Linked DNA regions of Mus musculus: region 1 is linked to region 2. A link is a contact called in ENCODE POLR2A ChIA-PET data. All regions are on one chromosome and are shown on one strand. The core of a region is the stretch at or near the end of the contact, and the rest is flanking DNA. Distances in the headings are between cores, read along the strand shown. Region 1 overlaps Aspscr1 (alveolar soft part sarcoma chromosome region, candidate 1 (human)). Region 2 holds the start of P4hb (prolyl 4-hydroxylase, beta polypeptide).

What was found. ChIA-PET counts read pairs that join two places held with the same protein, here RNA polymerase II (POLR2A).
Region 1: POLR2A ChIA-PET joins it to region 2 with 11 read pairs in Patski. The contact joins the enhancer-like site here to the promoter of P4hb in region 2. POLR2A ChIA-PET finds 5 or more read pairs at or near these places in 2 of 5 experiments (Patski and embryonic stem cell).

What each region holds. Positions count from the first base shown.
Region 1 is chr11:120,696,170-120,700,127 of GRCm38, reverse strand. The region is part of intron 7 of Aspscr1 (alveolar soft part sarcoma chromosome region, candidate 1 (human)); the gene reads right to left. Among named protein-coding and RNA genes, the nearest start is that of Cenpx, 16 kb to the left of the region's middle. Within about 2 kb of position 2,252, at least 1 of the 3 ENCODE cell types and tissues checked has a DNase peak (open chromatin) inside an H3K27ac peak, as active enhancers do.
Region 2 is chr11:120,571,812-120,575,718 of GRCm38, reverse strand. P4hb (prolyl 4-hydroxylase, beta polypeptide) reads left to right here and starts at 2,466. Exons shown (of 11, transcript NM_011032.3): 1 at 2,466-3,062. The coding sequence starts at 2,912.

The DNA of each region.
Region 1 (3,958 bases), core at 1,003-3,502, 120 kb before region 2:
ATCTGACCTTGGGCTACATGGCTAGGAAAGGCTGGCTCAGGCCTGGGCAGGGGCCATGGGTGGCTAACCGTGGACCCAGGGGGCTGCCCCCTTCAAAGCCACAGCCACAGAACAGCCACCATAGGCAGTCTGCCCCAGAGCTAGGCTGCCCCCGTAGCCACAGTGCCTACATTCCAGCGGGGCCATGAGCCTGCCCAGGCTCTAGTGAGAAGGCAGAATGTAACACGTCCTGAACTCTAAGCAACAGTCTCCGTGGACAGCCAGGCCAGGCCAAGCGGTGGCAATCTGGGATCTGAAAGCGCATGTAGCCTCAGGCACTCAGGCTCAAAAACCAGAGGAACTCAGGCAGACTCTCTTGCTGTCAGTTCAGGAACCTTCCTAAGGAACAGCATCAGGGAGGATGGTGGCTTGCTAGCTGCTTCCATGGGTACCTTTCATTGTTTGGGACACCTTCATGTTCTACTCAGGAAAACTGTCTACCACAAAGCCCCAGGAGCCCCGAGACCAGAAGGATAGGACACAGAGCCTACTCAGGACAGTTGTGCTGCAAGAGAGATGCACTAAGGTAAAAGGGTCTACTGGAACCTCCTGGCAAAGATCAGGCCAAGTGAGCTGCTACAGAGGGTCCAAGGCTCCAGAATCTTCCATGACACCTTGCAAGGCCTGCAGCTAGCCGACCGGAGGCATCACACTGCCACCAGGAGCAGCGGGGGAAGCCAGGGAACTCAGAGTGAAGAAGCTCCACCAGCCTCACAGTCTTCCCTCACAGCTTCCATCCAGGGCCACCGGACAGGGAGGGGCTGCAGCAGGGCAGTCAGCAGTGCAGAGGCCACACAGCTGTCCCCCAGCCATGCCTGCCTCTGTTTACTCAGGATGCTCTCTCTGCCAGAGCCTGGCTCCCATCTGCCATCCCGACAGTCTTACACACGACTCCCACCCTAGGTACTTATGGAGATGTTTCTGGATACAGAGCTCATATCTGGAGATGAGACATGAGGACAAAGAGAAGACACAGGAACAGTTGTGAGGGACAGTCAAGCCTGACAAGCCAGAGAGACAGCCAGAGCACCACTGGTACCTGAAGGAGAGAAAAGCCTGTCCTGCCATTCCTCCAACAGAAAACGGTTGGAACCCAAGACAACGTCCTAGAACCCTCCTGTGCTGTGGGAGGACACAAAAGGCTAAGCCACTGGGCTGAGGCTGCGAAGCTCAAGGGCTCCTAGGAAGCACAATGAGAAGCCTGGGCAAGAGACTCCCAAGGACAAGCCAGTTCCGTCAGAATAGGGGCTCAGGGTGAAGGGCATCTTAAAGAGCCTTTCCCCAGGAGGCCCATGCATGTCAGGCCCAAATCCTCAAAATAAGCCTACAGGGTCAGGGCATATGACAGTTGGTATGCGACTACTGAGAGAGTGCCTTAGGAAGAGCTGGCATAAAAGTGTACAGGTAAAGGTGGGTGGCCTGTCTTCCCTACCTGTGGGGCTGTGATGGACTGACACTGGGGTGAAAGAGCCCTTACTAAAGCCTGCACAGGGCTCTGACTCCAGGGAACCTAGGAACACAACAGATTCCGAGTCCTGGCTAGCAGTGAGGATCTTGCACTCTGACCAGAAAAGAGGCAAGGGGAGCAGGAAACAGCCAGGAAGAGCTGACCGGGACAGAAAGCAGTAGTCTCCCATATCCCACGTCCATAAATTCCACCACATCTGACCCCAGGCAATTGAGAACTAGGGCACAGGAGGCACGTAGAACAGCGCCCCTGCGAGGCAGGTGGGCGCCGCTGTAAGCAATCTCCAGGCTGGAGCCACCCCAGGGTGAGTGGGAAGTAGAGGTTAAAGAATCACTCCAAGCAGAGAAGGAAGAGAACTCCATGAAGCCTGGCCTGGCCAGCCCCGCAGGGCCTTGTGGCCGCAGGATTGCCCTACTCATATCAGAAATGGGCCTGCTTGAGTTTCCTCTTTTGACAGTGATTTTCCAGGACAAGATGACAGATGAAGAAAACATGAGAACACTCTTCAGAGGTGACCTCAATCTCAGAGTTTCCAGCTTCCCCATCGACACCCGCCTGCTCCCTTTGCTTGCGGCGCTGACAAGGGCTTTGGTGAGGGGAATGTGAAGCGTTTCCCCTGAGGCTTTGAGCTTACATGAATCACTACAAGAGGGATGCAGGCCAAACCTCCTGTTACTCACAGGGCTCAGCCACCCTTGGAAGGGAGGGCAGGAGGGGGGGAGGCGCCTGAGCACATGGACACCATCAAACGCCCTGGACAGCACAGCAGGACACAGTTGTGCCAGACTGACTCAGGCTTGGGGCAGCTCAGAGCAGCGCTGCTCCTTTCTAAGATACCTACCTCCACGGAGCGCCACCCCAGCACACTAACACACCCACTCCTAGGCAGGTTCCCATTTTCATGTCTATTGTTCCTCACTGTTTGGCTTCTCTACTGTGGATATAAATTATTCCTTCTCAAAAAAGTGACCAAAGCCTTTTTTAAAAGAAGAGAGCACAGCCAGGCATGGTGCACACCTTTAATTCCAGCACTCTGGAGGCAGAGACGGGTGAATATCTAAGTTTGAGGCCAGCCTGGTCTATAGAGCAAGTTCCGGACAACCAAGGTATGAGGAAAACCCCGCTCTTAGAGAAAAAACAACTCGGGAGGCAGAGGCAGGTGGATTTCTGAGTTCGAGGCCAGCCTGGTCTACAGAGTGAGTTTCAGGACAGCCAGGGCTATACAGGGAAACCCTGTCTCAAAAACAAAACAACAACAACAACACAAACAAACAAATAAACCAATAGAGTGCAATGGCACCCCTCGGCCGCAGCAGTGGTACGTGAACATCTGGTGCACTGCTGCGAAGCATCACAGGCACACCTCTCACCTCCCTAAACGTAACGGCTACACCAGGGATGGGATGGCAGGGCCTGGCCAGGCTGGCAGCTGCTCCTGAGTGCTCAGGAAAGATAAACCTCTACGTTGGGTCTAGTGGTAATCCTAGCACTCGGGAAGCAAAAGCAGAGGACCTCTCTGAGTCAAGGCGACCTGCTCTACATAGTAAGTTCCAGGCCAACCAAGGCCACGTAAAAGTTTAAAAGTCAAAACAAACAATAAAGGATAAATATTCAAGACAGGACAGAACACTGGACACTTTCACAGTACAAACTGGGAGCCCAGGTGAGGTGGAACAAGTTGGGGTCCTTGCACTACAACACCTGCCTAATGAGCAGGAGGCCCTGGAGTCTCTCAGTGAAGCCTCAGCACCTGCCAAAACAACCAGAAAGGAACTCGGAGGGAGAGCACAGCACGCACTGCTCTTACAGAAAACTCAAGTGCATTCTCCAGAACTCACAACCTCCTGGAACCCCAGCTCCACAGACCCAACGCCCTCTTCTGGCATGTGTGGGTACTGCACTGATGTACACATACCTACACAGTTATACACGTATACATATTATTGAAAATAGAGATAACATGGTAACACGTGCCTATAATTCCAGCACTCAGGAGGTAGAGACAAGTAGATCTCTGTGAGTTTGATACTAGCTTTGTCTACGTAGCAAGTTCCAGGCCAGCCAAGGCTCCATAGTAAGACCCTAGTCCCAAAACAAGCAAGCAAGCAAGCAAACAAGCAAGCAAGCGAACAAATAAATACAAATAAAAAACTTTAAAACAAAACAAACAAAAGACCAGACACTCAGTTGGCCACTGCAAAGCCGCAGTAGACTTTCCAATGAAGGAGTGGCCTGTAGCTCTCAAAAGTGAACTTGGTCCTCAGAGCCTGAGGCTATCCATAAACACCCAAGCACAGCAGGCCCACAGCTAGCCTCTGAAGAAAGATAACAGAAACAGAGACCCCTAGGGCAGAGTAGAGCAAACAGAATCACAGCATCCCCATGGGCATAAGAAGACTCCAGTCATCACAGACACCTGTCACCCTGCTGTGCCCTGCCCTGCTCCACATT
Region 2 (3,907 bases), core at 1,217-3,716:
AAGATTTATTTTATTTATGAGTACACTGTAGTAGTCTTCAGACACACCAGAAGAAGGCACTGAATTCCATTTCAGATGGTTGTGAAACACCATGTGGCTGCTGGGAATTGAACTCAGAACCTCTGGAAGAGCAGTCAGTGCTCTTAACCACTGAGTCATCTCTCCAGCCCTGATAGTAGACATTTGAAGACATTCTTTAGTCTAAGATCCTGTGATCATCAGGAGAGTGTCACAGCTGCCCCTCTGTTCCTACAACGTCAGCAGCCCTACTCTGTTATGTGGATATGGCAGCTGCCTGCATTGAGAGCTTTATCCATTCTGTGTCTGACACAGAGCCCAGAGGCAAACTGAGACTCAGCCCTGGTCCTGAAGGCAAGTTGTCTTTAAACTATCACACTCAACTCCCTCCCCTGCCCTGTTCTTTTCCCTTCCATAGACAAAACATCCCACGCCTAGCATTTAATTACCAAAATCCTGAAACTTTTTTTTTTTTTTTTTTTTTTTTTTTTGAGACAAGGTCTCAAGTAGCCCATGTTGTCCTTCAGCTCCTGGTATATTTTACTATACCTGTAATTCCAGTCATTTAGGAGGCAGAGGCAGTACAATTGCTCAAAGTTCGAGAGGCCAGGCTAGTCTACATAGTGAGTTTCAAAAAAATATATAGGGCTAAAGAAGGGGGACAGGGGAGACACAAAAACAAGACAGAAAGAGCTAATCCACCTGCCTCTCTCAAATACTGGGATTACAAGGGAACACTGCCATACCAGCGAACATTCTTCTCTTTTTTCACTTTTTGAGACAGGGTTTCTGTGTAACCCTGGCTGTCCTAGAACTTGCTTTGTAGACCAGGGTGGCCACACACAGATCCAACTGCCTCTACCTCCTGAATACTGGGATTAAAGGTGTGCCACCAGTGGCCCGCTCTTTTGTCTCTAGTTCCAAATAATGGTTTCTAGAACAGCTCAAGGCAGCTAAAAAAATCACTGGGAGATAGCAGCATCATATATGAAGCTATTTCTATTGTACCCAAGTCAGGAATGTGTACAGGCACTAAAGATAGGCAGAGAAAAAACCAAGCACCTAGCCAAGCTGCTGCTAGATTAGGTACTCTTCCAGGGCAAATTCATTCATAGCTCTCCTAGGCCTGCAAAGTCATCCCGTATATACTCGAAGGTTTCCCAGTGAGCTCCGACCAGGATCTGACTCCCTCTCTGCCTACACTGAATGGGTTGGGGCACAAAGGACTTGGTCTTCAAGGGAAGAAACTCACACTAGATAAGAGGAGTTTCTAGTAGGAAAGGTAATACATGCATGTCCTTATTGACAACGTTGCTAAAGAAGCTACTGCCAGGCAGTGATGGCACACATCTTTGATGCCAGCACTCTGAGGAGGCAGAGGTAAATGGATCTCTGAGTCCAAGGCCAGGTTGGTGTCTATCGAGTTCCAGGGCTATACAGGAAAACACTGTCTTGAAAAACTAAAAACAATTAAAAAAAAAAAAACTATCAAAATACAAAACCATATGCCATATTTCTTGTTTTTTATCCATTTCTGAGAGCAGTGTAGTACTAGTCAATCTATATACTTAATATTTGGGTGTTTGCCTTTTCTAATGACCCTTGACAATCAGGATAGTTTTCGTAGTGGGAAGTGAAAAAAGAAGATGCTTCTAGGAGTGAGCTCCCGGGCTGGGCGTGGAGAGCAGGTCGGTTGACAGCCGGGGAGCAGTAAAGAAAGAGAAAGATGGACCGAACACGGACAGGGACTGCTCACAGCTGTAACTACAGCACCCAGTGGGCCGGTGCAGATCTTTTAAGTATTTCCTCGGGTTCCAGGCCAGCCTGTGTACAATGAGTTCCAAGTCACTAAGGGATAGAGACACAAAGTAGAAGATGATTCTGGAAAAGGAAGTCCAACCGAGACAAAATGTGACTCTCGTACGTAATGGAAAGGCTGATTCACAGAAGCCAAACCTTTTTATTATTCAGCCCAACGAACTCAAGAGCCATTTCAACATGTGGTCAGTATAAAGCGGACGGCACGGACTGCTTTCTCCACTTCCCCAGCAGCTTCCGCAGAGGTCTCGGGCACCGAATTCCGAATGGTGGACAGGAGCCTCGGACGACCACGGGGCGCCCGAGAAACGTGCCCGCGGCGTGGGGACACGCCTGGCAGCTACCGCAGCCGAGAAAAGCACAGAACACCGACCCCGAAACTAGGGTCCGTCACCCAAGACCTGGGCAGGGACCGCACGAGCCGCACGCGCACCGGAAGTGGCGTCCCTGGCTTCCTTGAGGAGACTTGGGGGCGGTGCCAGTACGGAAACGCGGTCCAGTCAGAATGCAACACGAGGGGCTTCGGAGGCGCAAGCGTAGCCCCGCCCAGGGGTCCGGGACTCCGCCCACTGCCACGTTCGACGGAGAATCGGGCTGGGTACGCGCATCTCTCCACCAATCAGGAGCCACGAGGCCGGGCAGCGGAAAGCCGCAGCCATTCCAGACGTGTGGAAGGCGTGGGAAAAGTCGCCAGTCAGAAGTCCAGAAAGAGAAAGTTGGCTTTCGCCAGCGAATCAGACGCTGGGGGACATTGGGTTTGTGCGCGCGCGCGCGCGCCGTGGCCAATCCCAGGCAAGAACCGAAAGGCCTCCGGGTCTTTGTCGACTTGGTGGCCCAGCCTTGAGTGGGTGTCCAGTCCCCGCACGGCGAGGGCGGGTCTCTCAGCTCCTTGGCCAATCGGAGGGCGCGGCGGGGCGCATGCGCACGGCGGCTGACGCGCGCAGCGAGGGGGAGGCGTGGGCGCGTCCCCGGCCCAGGATTTATAAAGGCGAGGTCTGGACCGACGCGCGCTCTCGTCGCCTTGGCTGTCCCGGCGGCGCCAACCCAACTGCCCCGCCCGCTGCAGACGTCCGACATGCTGAGCCGTGCTTTGCTGTGCCTAGCCCTGGCCTGGGCGGCTAGGGTGGGCGCCGACGCCCTGGAGGAGGAGGACAACGTCCTGGTGTTGAAGAAGAGCAACTTCGAGGAGGCGCTGGCGGCGCACAAGTACCTGCTGGTGGAGTTCTGTGAGTGCGCCGTGGGCCTGGGCGGGGGGGGAAGGGCCCCTTGTCCACGGACTCCTCCGGGCCGCCCTCTGCGGCACCCAGCACTGTCCTGCGCGGCCGGCCCCTCTTGAGTACGGTGGCCCGTAGCCCTCAGCTTGCCCCACGGAACACGGACTGGCCGGTCCAGAGCTGCACCTCGCGGGTAGCACCTACTGTAAGCTTCTCTGCTTCCAGTTGTCCCAAGAGCATCCTTCCTACCCAAAGTAGAAGTCGTTGTAGTCAGAGCTCATTGAGGGGGACTGCGGGATTGAGAATCAAGAAGGTATCTTTGTGCACGACGTCCACATGGCCAGAACCTTCTGTTAGCTGGGAAAAACAGAGTGGGCTGTGTGAGCAGTTAGCAGTTCCGATAGAGTAGATCAAACGCTCTTTACTATGCCCACCCTACCTGTAACTTGCCGTATACCGGGAAGCAAGCCAGATCTAAGCCTTTACTTCTGCTTACAAGTGTGTGAGCTCCAACACAGCTGCCAGGTTGCCTTGACAGATTGTCACATTCCCATAGTAGAAAGAACAGCTTTGGATAGGCATCTGGACACGTACTTGCTACATATAGTGCTGGCCCAGCAACCTTTTAACTTTTCCTAGATTCTGAGTGGTAAACCCCAGGTATACACTGACCCTGATTGCTGGGGGCAGTACGAAGTTACAAGTCAAGGATGATTTTACAGTGCTGGTGGTCACAGGGCAAAGTAGGGATTGGGGTTGGTTTGTCACTCGTGGCCTCTGTCCTCATATTGCCCAAGAGCACCAGCTATCAGTGCAGTCTCTTGACTGCATTAAGAGGGGTTATCTTGGTATGCTGA